Linked DNA regions of Homo sapiens: region 2 is linked to region 1. A link is a contact called in ENCODE Hi-C data. All regions are on one chromosome and are shown on one strand. The core of a region is the stretch at or near the end of the contact, and the rest is flanking DNA. Distances in the headings are between cores, read along the strand shown. Region 1 holds the start of OSTN-AS1 (OSTN antisense RNA 1). Region 2 overlaps MB21D2 (Mab-21 domain containing 2).

Evidence for each region. Hi-C counts contacts between places; a loop is a spot of excess contacts on that map. Pooled maps may share reads with other maps.
Region 2: a loop to region 1 is called in a pooled map, with 5 times the contacts of the local background. The contact joins the enhancer-like site here to the promoter of OSTN-AS1 in region 1. A Hi-C loop is called at or near these places in 2 of 37 single-sample maps with no recorded cell type and 3 of 50 pooled maps.

Annotation. Positions count from the first base shown.
Region 1 is chr3:191,231,003-191,238,193 of GRCh38, forward strand. OSTN-AS1 (OSTN antisense RNA 1) reads right to left here and starts at 3,603. Exons shown (of 6, transcript NR_133663.1): 1 at 3,570-3,603. The region is part of intron 3 of OSTN (osteocrin); the gene reads left to right.
Region 2 is chr3:192,895,767-192,902,957 of GRCh38, forward strand. The region is part of intron 1 of MB21D2 (Mab-21 domain containing 2); the gene reads right to left. Among named protein-coding and RNA genes, the nearest start is that of MB21D2, 18 kb to the right of the region's middle. Within about 2 kb of position 4,090, at least 5 of the 41 ENCODE cell types and tissues checked have a DNase peak (open chromatin) inside an H3K27ac peak, as active enhancers do.

The DNA of each region.
Region 1 (7,191 bases), core at 2,353-4,852:
CATACTCTTTAGTCTTCTATATTTTTATTTTTTATAGTTGATAATTTATGCATTCAAGTTAAATTCCAAGGACACTTCCTCTGAGATTTTTTGGCAGCATTTTTTTAAATACAGGAATTCCTCTTTTTGTTCTGAAAGCAAATCTGAAACTTGTTTTGTATATTCCAGAAGTAGAAAACAATGAAAGACAAATAATAGTTATTGCATAAAATATTTCTATAGACATTTCTGAGTTTTAGTTAAAAACAATTTCAGACTTATTTTGAGGTGTAATGATACTTCAAACATAATACAGTGTTAAAATTTTCTGTCATCTGTTACCAAGGCTTCAGCGTCATTAAAAAAATCACACATATATATATATATCACATATATATAAACCACAAGACTAAAATGTGACGTATTTAGTAACAAGAATGTATAGCTTGCAATTTTGCAAACTTTTCATAAAAATAAAATTTTATAAAAATTATAATAATTTTGCTTAGGAGAGCTGTACTGAGGGTTATTTACTGCTATTTTTTCAAATTCTATGAGACAAGAATTTTACTGCTTCCTTATGTGTTGTTAGATCTTTCACAAGACCAGGAATTATTTGTTAGTGTTATACGCATGAGTGTGCACAAAAACTTCATGAGTTTCTTATAAATGTCTGCGATTTTCATGTATATGCCCTCATGTTTTTCCCCTTATCAGGCACACATTCTCTATCTTCCCATACTTACTAAGAGAAGGTAATACATCTGAGATCCATTTTCCATACTCTGTGCTTAAAGATCACATACATCACTTAATTCAGGGATTCATAAACTTTGTGTCATATGTCACTATGGCAATTTGGGGAAACCTATGAACCCCTTCTCAGAGTATTGTTTTTAGAGTGATAGAATTTATGAGTTCAAAGGTTAGCCACTGTTTAGAAACAGAATTATCAAAAACAATTTTTTAATTAATTTGCAATAAAACATATACATAAAATATTTTAAATATTATATTTATTAATACCTAAAATAAGATGTAAAGATATGTCTGCAAACAATAGCTGTGGCTGGGTGCGGTGGCTCATGCCTGTAATTCCAGCACTTGGGGAGGCCGAGGCAGGCAGAGCACCTGAGGTTAGGAGTTCGTGACCAGCCTGGCCAACGTGGTGAAATCCCGTCTCTACTGAAAATACAAAAATCAGCCAGGCGTGGTGGCACTCAACTGTAATCCCAGCTACTCGGGAGGCTGAGGCATGAGAATCGCTTGAACACGTGGGAGGCGGAGGTTTCAGTGAGCCAAGATTGTGCCACAGCACTCCAGCCTGGGTGACAGAGGGAGACTCTGTCTAAAAAAAAAAAAAAAAAAAAAAAAAAAAAATTGTTGTAACTAGTGCAGAACATAACCATTTCAAAGCATCTGTGATAATTAAAATGTGCTTTGAAAGTATTTGTGATTTATATGAGTAACAATGTTCAGACACAACTATTACTATTATTTTTTTCTATATTCATAAAGTAAATGCTATATATATATATATAAAATTATGTTTATTTTTATTTTTATTTTTTGAGATGGAGTCTCACTCTGTTGCCTAGGCTGAAGGGCAGTGACTAAATCATTTTTTTTTTTTTTTGAGACGCAGTTTTGCTCTTGTTGCCCAGGCTGGAGTGCAATGGTGAGATCTCGGCTCACTGCTCCCTCCACCTCCCAGTTTCAAGTGATTCTCCTGCCTCAGCCTCCCAAGTAGCTGGGATTATAGGCATGGGATTATAGGTGCCTGCCACCACACCTGGCTAATTTTTGTATTTTTAGTAGGGACTGTGTTTCTCCATGTTGGCCAGCCTGGTCTCGAGCTCCTGGCCTCAAGTGATCTGCCCACCTCTGCCTTTCAGAGTGCTGGGATTACTGGTGTGAGCCACTGCGTTCGGTCATAAATGCTATCTTTCATTTACAGGTTAATGGAACTAAAGATGTAACCCTTTCCCATCTACACGTATAGGCCCCTGAATTATATTGCTCCATAATCCCAGATTTTAAAACTCTGAGTCACCAGGGTACAAAACATATTATTTAATTCTATATTACTATAAAATATCAGAAAAGAAAAAGGAAATTAACTCTACTTTCAAAAAGGTCCACCAGGAGATGGAAACAAAAAAATTCATGAAAGCTAGGGAAAACAAAAATGAAAAGAAACAAATATAAAAAGCTAAACAGGGAAAACCCTATATCAGGTCATATTAACTTGAAATAAAGAACCACCTGTTGTTTCCTATTTTGTATTGCTTAACACATTTTTACCTGAATAGGACACTAGCTTCATTTTCTGATTCATGTGCAAATTACTTCAATTCTCCGGGCAACACTAACTCAACTATACTTTGAAGCCCAAAATATTTTTCTCATTTCCATTCACTTGTTTAAAGTCTGAAGTTACCATTTTATTTCTGTTTTCTTTTTTTCGTTTTTTGAGACAGAGTCTTGCTCTGTCACCCAAGCTGGAGTGCAGTGGCAAAATCTCAGCTCACTGCAACCTCCACATCCCGGGTTCTAGCGATTCTCCTGCCTCAGCCTACCAAGTAGCTGGGACTCCTGATCTCAAGTGATCTGCCTGCCTCAACCTTCCAAAGTGCTAGGATTACAGGCATGAGCTACCACGCCCTGACTTTTTTCTGGAAGAATAGTATCTACTATCTGACTGACTCTTTAACATTAGAAGATATTGACGGCCAGGCACTGTGGCTCATGCCCTTAATCCCAGCACTTTGGGAGGCCGAGGCAGGCAGATCATCTGAGGTTGGGAGTTTGAGACCAGCATGACCAACATGGTGAAACACCATCTCTACTAAAAATACAAAATTTGCTGGGTGTGGCGGCGCATGCCTGTGATCCTAGCTACTTGGGGGCTGAGGCAGGAGAATCACTTGAGCCCAGGAGGCGGAGGTTGCAGTTAGCTGAGATCACACCATTACACTCCAGCATGGGTCACAAGAGCGAAACTCCATCTCAAAAAAAAAAAAATTGATGATTGGCCTAGAATTTTTCTAAATAATGGTTTCTCTCACTCCTTCACACAACACTAAAAATGTCTTGCAAATAATAACAATAATAGTGCTCTATATTTGAATTCAATTACTATTAAATATTTGTACAACTCTTATTGCTTTAATTCTCCCATTTAATATTTTAGGTCAGTAAAGCAAGAAATGCTATTGGGTTAGGGTTCCAACAAGAAATAGGTGTCACCTTTGAAATAGGAAAATTTGAGGAGGGTTTTTTCAAAGGAAGACTATTTACAAAACTCTGGGTACAGGTAGATTATAATGGATGGCACAGCAGCCCACGGTGGCCTGAAAAGACAAGAAAGGAAGAGGTTTCCAAAAGTCAGAGAGTCACAGAGTTTCAGATGCCTTGAGAAAAGTAGTGACTTGGCCGGGTGCAGTGGCTCATGCCTGTAATCTCAGCACTTTGGGAGGCCGAGGCAGGTGGATCGCCTGAGGGTAGGAGTTTGTCACCAGCCTGGCCAGCAAAGCGAAACCCCGTCTCTACTAAAAATATAAAAATTAGCTGGGTGTGGTGGCACGCGCCTGTAATCCCAGCTCCTTGGGAAGCTGAGGCAGGAGAATCGCTTGAACCCGGGAGGCAGAGGTTGCAGTGAGCCAAGATCACGCCATTGCACTCCAGCCTGGGCAACAGAACGGGACACCATCTGAAAAAAAAAAAAAAAAAAGCAAAGCACAAAAAGAAAAGAAAAGTAGTGACTTTTCTTCAGGAGCATACTCCCGGGAAGAGGTCTTGCAAGGAGTGGCCAGGAGAAAATTATCCTGACCTCTCTCCTCCTCTTCCTCTATTCTGTCTTCCCCAAATTATCTATTGCTTGATCCACACCAAAGCCAGAGGGCACAGGAACATTTATATGTTCCAAAAAGATCAGCCTCCTAGGACTGAAAGTAGGGTGAGAAAAGGCAGCATACATCTGAGAGCAGAGGGAAGATAGCCAGCAAAATTATACACATTCTGTAGATTTAGGTCAAGAAACACTTTGCTCCAGAATATTGTTATTATACCACCTAATTGAAAGAGAAAAACTCCATAAGTCATAATCAGAAAAAACAGCTTTTCCTCCCATCCCCATGCATTCCAACCCACTCAGTGGTAGTTGTTGTTCCCTACCCCTTGAGTAAACCCAAAGGCAGGTATTAATGGCTCTACTGGCCACATCAAAATAATAAGAATCCCTATGGTTACTTGTACTAGAAAAATAACCATATAACAGTAATTCAAATAACCATTCTTATATGTGACCCCAAACCATGAATACTAATAAAGCTTCTCTTTTCCCTAGCTTGGACCCCATTCATCCTGGAAGGCTTCAGTGGGAAGGAGCTTGTGGCCAGTTTATATTCACAATCTCCCCTATCACAGTAGGCTGCCTTTTGTCTCCTCCAGAACTGGGGATGGAGATGCATGCAGAGAAGTAAAACAAAGTCTTACTTGACATAATATCATGACCTGTCTTTGTGCCCTCATGGCTTTGGTGAATGCTCAAAGCTGACTCATCTTGGAATGTTTCTGGGGGTCACATAACCCCCAGTGCGAATAGTAACATAGGCGTCCTTACCTCCAATAATACTCCTCTTCTGGCAGATCTGCTATGCCCCTCATCCTCACCCTACTCTCTCATCTTCTGCATTTGACACCACCATCAGCATCCTGATGAGTTTGCTTCCCCCATCAGCCCTGACAGAAAGCCCTTGGGGCAAGGTCCCTTTTATAATTGACCCAGGCTGACTCTCTCCACATGCTCTACATCTGCCCACAGAAAACCCACATCCTTGACTCTCATTACTGAAAGTGAAGCAGTTCTTGGTGCAGTCATCTCTTCAGTCTGGTATCAAGCCAATTCTCACAGCTTCTTGCCCTTTAGATTTCATAGACACTATTTTATTAGGTTCACCATGCTTCAATGGACATATTTTAAACTCGAAGTGTTTTTCTCAAAGCCCTTTCCCCATATGAAGGAGGAAGGAAAATGCCATTGTTTTTCAATAACTTGCTCCCAAGAAATTCTCCCTTCCTGAGCTATTCAATATGAATCCTTTTATTGGATTGAAGTTGGAAAAAACTAAGTTTGTAGCAACCTCCTTTGGAAGTACTACATAAGTCTAGCACCTCACTTTGGAATGCAAAACGAAATACTTCCCACATACTTTCTCTCTTTCTGTCTCTTTTTTACTCAGCCTTTTAAAGCCACAGCCAAAAACTGAGATAGAAAGCATCCCATTTTAATATTCTGGTACATTCTTTTTTAAAAATCTCTATCACACACTAAGAAGGAGGTATTGTTACCAGAAAGGGGTCCCGAACCAGACCCCAAGAGAGGGTTCTTGGATGTCACACAAGAAAGAATTTAAGGCAAGTCCACAGAGTAAAGTGAAAGCAATTTTATTACAGAAATGAAGAAACAAAAAAATGCCTACTCCATAGAGAGTAGGGCCCAAAAGCAAGAGGAGGAATGCGTCCATTTTAGGTATAATGCTTGTTTATATATAAGATAATAACGCAAAAAAAAAAACAATCCTTGGGGAGATGTGCGCTACTACAAGGGCTTGGGACAAAGGATTGTTAATCTTTGTATAACTACTGTCTTCCACAATAATTTATATTATTATCTTTAAAGTGAAACTTACTCTTAAACTAAGAATACTTTTGTTCTTAAGATATCGTGACATCAGGATATTTTCTGGACCTGCTAAGTCCTGGATCTCTTCCATAAACATTATTAACTTGTTTTCTTAACTGTAAACATCCTCTGACTAAAATGCCTGACCTTCTGGGAATGCAGTCCAGCAAGTCTTAGCCTCTTTTTACCCAGCCCCTATTCAAGATGGAGTCACTCTGGTTCAAATGCCTCTGACATTAGGATCCACATTTTATTATGTTTTCGGAGAGATAAAATGATTTCCCTGAGATTATGTTGATATAAATTACATGCCAGATTGTTTAACTCCAAGGCCGTGACTTTCCACTTAATTTCTTTGCAGAAAGTAGCTTTCTACAAAGCTGCTAGAGCAAGCAGGAGGGGAAAAATGGCAGGGAGGGCAGGCAGTGAGGCAGATGCTGACATTCTTGTGAGGCTCTGATTAGCCTAAGTAAATCTAGGTTTTACATGTGAAATGAGGATGTAGAGGCAAAAGTCAATTATGCGTTGCCTCAAGCGACTTTCTACAAAGAAATTAAAGTTCTGTGTGAATAAGATATTTGTCAAAGGCCAGGAACAGTGAGATTCACTTAGAATATATGCATTAAATGAATAGTTTTAGAATTACTGTATCCATGATATATGGATTTCTATCCTAACGGGACTGCAGCTATCTCAATTCTTGCCTCCTTAGAAGAAAGACTTTGACTGAGGGGCATAAAGCAGAAGAAGAAAGCTAGGCAAGTTTTAGAGTGGGGTGGAAGTTTATTAAAAAGCTTTAGAGCAGGAATGAAAAGTGAAGTACACTTGGAAGAAGGCCAAGCAGGCATCTTGGAGGTCAAGTGCCCCATTTGACCTTGGCCTTAGGGTATTATATGCTGGCCTGCTTCCAGCACCTGGCATCCTTCTTTCAGTGGAATGCCCCTAGAAGGTCATGTACCAGTTAAATGCCACCTTTTGACCTCTTAAAGCGCATGCTTGAGCAAACTCACCCAACACCTGAGATCTTATCAGGAAGATGCCAATCACCAGTTTCAGATATTTCTGATCTATAGAGAAACTGCCTTTCCCTGGTGCTGGCTGTGACCAATTATTATTTTAGAGAGGCAGTGTGACAAATGCCTGACCATCACCTATGGTCACCTGACTTTCCTGGTGGGATGTGGGGGCCCTCTTCTGCCCCGTTCCTGTTCATGCCCCAGTACAGCTCTATGCACTGTAACAACAGGTTCAGGCTAAAGTTGAGAATAGCAATGCCAGATTCAATTTGTCAGATATGATTGCCCTTCTTGACAAAAATCCCAAAGATTAAGGTAAAAAGTCTAACATTTTATTTTCTTTCTAATTTGTTGTGAAGAAATGCCACAGAACTGAGCCAATCGCGGCATCTCAAGGTTTATGCTTTTCTTTTTTAGCTCTTATTTGGTCATCTCCAGAGGACATAGTTGAAAATGAGCTCCATTTCAGGTGTGGGAAACACAAAAAAGGGATACAGTGTTAATCAAAAT
Region 2 (7,191 bases), core at 2,840-5,339, 1.7 Mb after region 1:
GTGTTGTCCCGGCTGGAGTGCAGTGGCACGATCCTGGCTCATTGCAACCTCTGCCTCCCAGCCTCAAGCAATCCTCCCACCTCAGCCTCTCAAGTAGCTGGGACTACAGATGTGTGCCACCATGCCTGGCCTAAGAAACTGTTGAGTCAAATTCTTTGCACAAAGAATCACACTAGACCTTTATTCAGACAACTTTATGCTACTTCTCTTTTTACAGGCAACATACTAATTCTACTTAAGGAGACGGAAAAAAAGGATTTTCCACAAAAACGTGGAAGAGAAGAGCAGTTTTATGTACTCCGCTGCTCGTTTAACATACAACACATGCATTAAGTTAATCCTTACAACAACCCTATGAAGTTGGCATTCATCCTCTACAAAACCTTTTTAAAAAAACATGGCTATAAAATTAAAAGATGAAACATTCTTTTATCCCTGTTACAATGACAAGGAAACTAACGTTCAGAAAGGATAGTTTGCCCAAGGTCACACAAGCTGTCCCACACAAGCTGTCCCACACAAGCTGTAACAGGTAGGTCTGCCTGACTCCAAAGTCCACGTTCTTTCTTCCCACTACACCACACAACCCAGCGTCCTTCGCCTTTTTTTGTTTCAGAGATGAGGTCTTTCTATGTTGTCCCCTGTTGTGCAGTCATAGTACACTGCAACTTCGACCTCTGGGCCACAAGTGATCCACCCACCTCAGCCTCAAAGAAGCTGGAACAACAGGTGCATGCCACCACACCCAACTTTCCTTCATATTTACTTCTTCTGTGGCACTGATGCCTACCCTCCCTTCCAGATCCACAAGGACAAAAGCACTGGTATTGTTCATCTCAGACAATGAAAACTTAACACAGAACCACAAATTTTGCCTACAAAGACATTGCCACTGGAAACTAAGTCTTCCCCTACTGGCCCAGTATCTTGTTAGCAGTTCATGGATATTAGCAACACCAAAATAATTACCATCATTGGCTAGTTACTGAGTATCTCAACAGGCAATAATCCAGCTAGAACTCTGATATTCAGAGAAAAAAGTTCCAGCGTTGGTGTGTCTTGGGTGTCACTGCAGGAGCTTGCTTATGGCTGTGGGACCCCCTAGGAGGAGCAAAGAGCATGGGATGAAAGGAGCAGAGCTGCCTCCAGACACAACCTGCGGAAGAAACGGCAGGCGAGAAAGTGAGGGAAAACCTATGGTTCCCTTCTCAGATTTCTAAAATGAACCATCAAGGTGAAACAAGACATAAATTCCTCTATGGAAGGAGGAGAAGAGAGACAAGGAAAGAGAAAACGGGGAAATTAATAGCAAACAAGTTCTGCAACTTGTAGCAAACAATTTTCCCTCGGTAGATCAAACAACCTCGTGGGATCCATGAGGTATTTATTAGAATGTGGTAACAGGTGACAAAGGTTGCATAGCTTGTTCAAAGTCGTCAAACTAGTCAGAGAGGCTAGTTTGATGCAACAAACTATGCAACAAACAGAACGGTTGCATAGCTTGTTCAAGGTCATCAAACCAATGAGCAACAGTGGAAGACAAAGACCCAGGTTTCCTGACTCCTGACCCCAGGGCTCCTGCTCACAAGCCTCTGTGGAGACTGACAGGAGGCCCCACTAACCAAGGGTTAGGTCATTAGGTTTTGAGTTCCCATTTTACCAGTAACTTGCCATAAGATAGAGATTAGTGAGGACTGTGACAAACTGAAGAAAATGTGGCACATCTAGAGGAGGCAGCTGCTATTCAGTCCGGGTGATTATGGCCATATAGGAAATCACGTCTAGTTCTTCTCATTTTTCAAGAAAATCTCCCAGCTTTTAAATATTTGCTCCAAAATTTTAAAAACAGCATGTTGGTCAGATCAAACACATATGGGGGAGGGGTGGAATGAGCCCACAGGCAACCAGTTCCAAATCTGACGTATGTAAAATAAAAAACCAAAGGCCGGGCATGGTGGCTCACACCTGTAAACCCAGCACTTTGAGAGGCCAAGGCAGGAGGATCACTTGAGCCCAGGAGTTCAAGACCAGCCTGGCTAACATGGTGAAACTCCATCTCTACTAAAAATACAAAAATTAGCTGAGAGGGCATGTAGTCCCAGCTACTGGGGAGGTGGAGGTGGGAGAAGCACTTGAGCCCAGGAGCTGTGATCATGCACTCCAGCCTGGGTGACAGAGCAAGACCCTGTCTCAATAAAAAAAAAAATTTTAAAAATAAAGGACCAATACTAATAGCTGGTTCCTGACTGAGAGACCACATGGGCATGGAGGTATTGGTGCTATAGTATTATCTCTCATGCAAATATACTACTACTTTTTAAGTATATGTAGATGCTATTAAGATAAAATTTAAAGTAATTTGCATAATTAAATTCACAGTAGCATTTTATAACTATTTATTTTTCAAAAAAAAAAACTGACAGCAAAAATACAACCAAAAACACATGAATCTCACGTATTTTTTTTTTTTTTGGAGATGGGATCTCACTATATTGCCCAGGCTGGTCTTAAACTCCTAAACTTAAGCATCCTCCTGCCTCAACCTCCCAAGCAGCTGGGACTACAGGTGTGCATCACTATCTCATACTTTTCTTAATTGAGAAAAAAGAAATTCTCATATTTAGAAAAGGTTGGGAATAACTGGACTAGACAATTTCAAAAGATGTCAGTCTTATAATTTCATGATTATATGCTACAAAGAGGTGGGAGACTAGGAAGGAAAGATAAGTTCCCAAAACACATCAAGGTATATACTTAAAGCTCAGAACACACACAGCCATCTTAGTGCCTCATCATGAATGGTGAACCACCCAATTGCCCAAGTTCAAGAACGAAGGTAAAATAGCCAACGATACCAGCAATATTTGTTGATCTGCTTTTCAGGCAATTAAAAAAAAGACAGAAACAGATACACAAAAGGCCATCATTGAGTTTCTATGGCAGTGTAAAATACCAGACATTAAGCACAAACAATTGCAAATTCATAACCGACTGGTGCAACTAAGAAACCTGTGACGCTAGAAGGCCAGGGAAAAATTTGACCTGTTCTAGGCTGGCCCAAAAGGCCTCCCCAAGAAGTGGAGATTTGACAGAGCTGAGATCTCACGGATCAGTAAGAGTTAAGTGGGATGAGAGAGATGGGGCTTTCCATCAAAGGCCTCTGTGGGCAGGAGGATGTGCTATTTTCAAAGAACTGAAAGGCCAACGTGGTTGAAATGAGAGTAAGAGCTTCTGAGAGTTCAGTGTGTGGATGAAGAGGCAACAGGAAAAAGAGCACTGAGGCCCTCTAAACATGTTCAGAATGTTTGTGTCTTTACCTTAACATATAATGCAAGGCCAGTACCTCACATGGTGCCTATCTCATAGCAGGCATACAAGAAATACATGGTAAAACGGAAGTGGTTATAGGAGAGGAAGCTAGAGATGTGGGCTGGAGCTGGGTTTCCAAGAACCTTGTAGAACAGGCTAAGGAGTTTGAACAGCCAGGCGCGGTGGCTCATGCCTATAATCCCAGCACTTTGGGAAGCTGAGGTGGGCGGATCACTTGAGGTCAGGAGTTCGAGACCAGCCTGACTAACATGGTGAAACCCCGTCTCTACTAAAAATACAATAATTAGCCAGGCATGGTGGCGGACGCCTGTAATCCCAGCTACTTGGGAGGCTGAGGCAGGAGAATCACTTGAACCCAGGAAGTGGAGGTTGCAGGGAACCGAGATCACGCCACTGCACTCCAGCCTGGGTGACAGAGCAAGACTCTCAAAAATAAATAAATAAATAAAAGAGAATGGGATGCCCATAATGGGTTCAGGCGTACTTAAAGGATGACTCAGCATGGAGAAGGGCTTGAAAGGATGCAAGACTGGAAGCAAAATCCCAGTGAGATTATTACAACAATCCATGAGACAGATGGTAGTGGCCTGGCCTATGGTGACGGAATGGAGAGAAGAAAACATAGTCCAAAAAAGGTAGCAGAATTGACAGGCCTCATTTCCTCTTCAGCTCTGGGGTAGGGAGAAGCCCAGGATGGCTGCCAAGTTAGTGTCTTGGGCACCTCGTGTGTGGTAGTGTGGCTGACTGAGAAGAAGCAGGTTTGGGGCACAGATAAATTCACTTTAAACACTGACCTTATGTCACCTTTGAGTCATCCAAGTAGAATTGTCAAAGAGGCAGTCAAGAGGTCTGAGCTGGAACACAGGCTTGGGAGACAGAGACTGGCACTTTAAGATAGATTACAGAGGCCAGGCACAGTGGCTCACGCCTGTAATCCCAGCACTTTGGGAGGCTGAGGCGGGCGGATCACGAGGTCAGGAGATCGAGACCATCCTGGCTAACACAGTGAAACCCCGTCTCTACTAAAAATACAAAAAATTAGCCAGGCGTCGTGGCGGGCGCCTGTAGTCCCAGCTACTCAGGAGGCTGAAGCAGGAGAATGGTGTGAACCCGGGAGGCGGAGCTTGCAGTGAGCCAAGATCACTGTCACTGCACTCCAGCCTGGGTGACAGAGCAAGACTCTGTCTCAAAAAAAAAAAAAAAAAAAAAAAATCACAGAAAGTGTTGAGGGGAGAAAAGAGAAAAGCAGTCACCAAGGGTTGGACAAATCCATCCTTTACACAGGGATGGAGAAAAAGGAGAAAATCAAAAAGAATACGTTGTCATGAAAGCCAAGGGAGGAAAGCATTTAAAAGGGACAAGAATGGTCAACAGGGTCAAGTTGGAGAAGAATGCCAAGTCACAGCACCATGTTCTGGTTTGGCTGGTTTTTTCGTTTAGGGTATTGATCATAATCTGTAAAGCTTCTTTTTTTTTTCTTTGCCCATCTCCTAAGACTGTATAAGTAACATGAAGATTTGCTCCCTATTGTATTCCTATGGCCCCATAGAAGACTTGTTGCACAGGCCGGGCGCGGTGGCTCACGCCTGTAATCCCAGCACTTTAGGAGGCCGAGGCGAGCAGAGCACGAGGTCAGGAGTTCGAGACAAGCCTGGCCAACATGGTGAAACCCTGTCTCTACTAAAAATACAAAAATTAGCCAGGTATGGCGGCGCCCGCCTGTAGTCCCACCTACTCGGGAGGCTGAGGCAGGAGAATCACTTGAACCCCGGAGGCAGAGGCTATGGTGAGCTGAGATCGCGCCACTGCACTCCAGCCTGGGTGACAGAGCGAGACTCTGTCTCAAAAAAAAAAAAGACTTGTTGCACAAAGGTCTCCAAGGCCTCTGTTGAAGAAACTGATGAAGGATGGATGTATGAATGCTTCAGGAAGGAAACAGTACTGAAAAATAACTACAGATGGAGAAGGCAGAGATAATACCCAGGTGAACGGCCCGAGATGGCAGAGAGGATGGAGCCAGGGTTGGTTGGTCTTGGATGACACAGAGACATTAGGTGGATCATTTCCCATCAATCCTCTTCCCCAAGAAACAGAGATTTTTAAATTGTTTCCTATGAGGTTCTACATTGTCCAGATAGTTCACTATTCCATAGAGAAATGAATGTTTCCATTCCTGTTGAGACTTTATTGCGGCCGGGAGCGGTGGCTCATGCCTTCAATCCCAGCACTTTGGGAGGCCGAGGCGGGCAGATCACGAGGTCAGGAGATCAAGACCATCCTGGCTAACAAGGTGAAACCCCGTCTCTACTAAAAATTCAAAAAAAAAAAAAAAAAAAAAGACTTTATTGCCAGAAAGCCTTGAGTAAGTAGGTTGGGAATGGGGCTTCTCTGAGAATTTCAATTCCATTCCTCTGCATCATGAGCACCAGGATCTCAAGCAGTTATTTCACCCCAACAACAATTGTATCTCATCCAATGAATATGCTTCAATGCTTTAAAACAAGTCAAGGTACAAACATATGCCCTCGGAAAGCAGGAAAGCTGGAAGGGTTATTCATATTAACAAATCATTAGTCACTTTTTAGTCACTATAAGGGTCACTCACAGCACTAAAGAGGCCAATCCCTTAGTTCACATAAAACCCAACTCAATTTATAAATTGTGACCTCAAAGTCAACTTCCTAAAAATACATTTGGCATCTGCCTTTCCCTGAAAAATAGATCTGCTCCCCCATTATCCCCACAATGATAGACTACATTAACTATGTCCTAATTAAATGTTCTAAATCTGAAATTAAACCCATTGGGGGAGTGTGGGGGGAAAGCCTGCATCTTCGTAAGGCTGCCCTAATTTACTTAGTGTCAAGGGCCCAATTGGCCTTTATACCTCTTTAAATCAATCAATTAGCTGGGACGCACCTTCTTACTTTCAAAAGGAGGCTGTAGATAGGATGAGATTTCATCCAGGACTTTTCAATAAACAAAATCACAAGCATCAAAAGAATGTTTGTCCTGGGAGCTGCCAAGGAAGGCCAACTGATAGAGTGAAAAGGGCTCTGGACCAGGAATCAGAACCGTAAATTAGCAACCGGCTTTCAGGAGATCAAAACCATTATCTTTTCCACTCTGCCCACTACCCCCTCACTTCTGTTCTTTTGCTCAGTGTGTGGCACCACCCCACGTTTGTATACCAGCAACCACATAGAGCCCGGCGTAGTCAGTTTTGTGAAGGTGCAAAGAGGGAAGGAGCCAGACTGCCGATGTCTGAATCCAGCCTCTATCACTAGCTTGAGCAAGGTGATTTCCTGGCTTTAGGTTTCTTATCTATAAAGTGCGGACAGGTAACAGTACTCTCCTTACAGGACTGTTGTGAGGATTAAATGGATTAATAATTCTAAGTACTTGGAACATCGCCTAGCCAACAGTGAGGAAGAGTTTCTCAATTTCATCATTCTCATCACTACCATCACTGTTTGACCTTGAGCAAGTCACTGTTCACTAGGGGTTAAGTTTCTCCATCAGTAAAATGATGGGGTGGATGAGCTGATCTCAGAAAGATTCCCACTAGCTTAACTCCTCTCTAATTCTTTGAATCCTATTACAACACCCTAAATCCTCCTAAGCTCTAAGACCAGCCACAGGGAGTGAACGTTATGCTGGTTCTTTCAGATCCTGAGGAGGTGTTTCAGCCCATGCAGCGGCAACTCCTCCCAGCCACAGGCCGGTCCTATAGTCCAGAGTCCAGCCCGCCAGCCTTGATTACAGATATTAGTTGTTCAGAGATCAAAATATTCATCATGCTATTCAAAGCTGTGGAAACAGCACAGGCATAAGAAAAGGTCACACTTTTTAGAGGAAAGA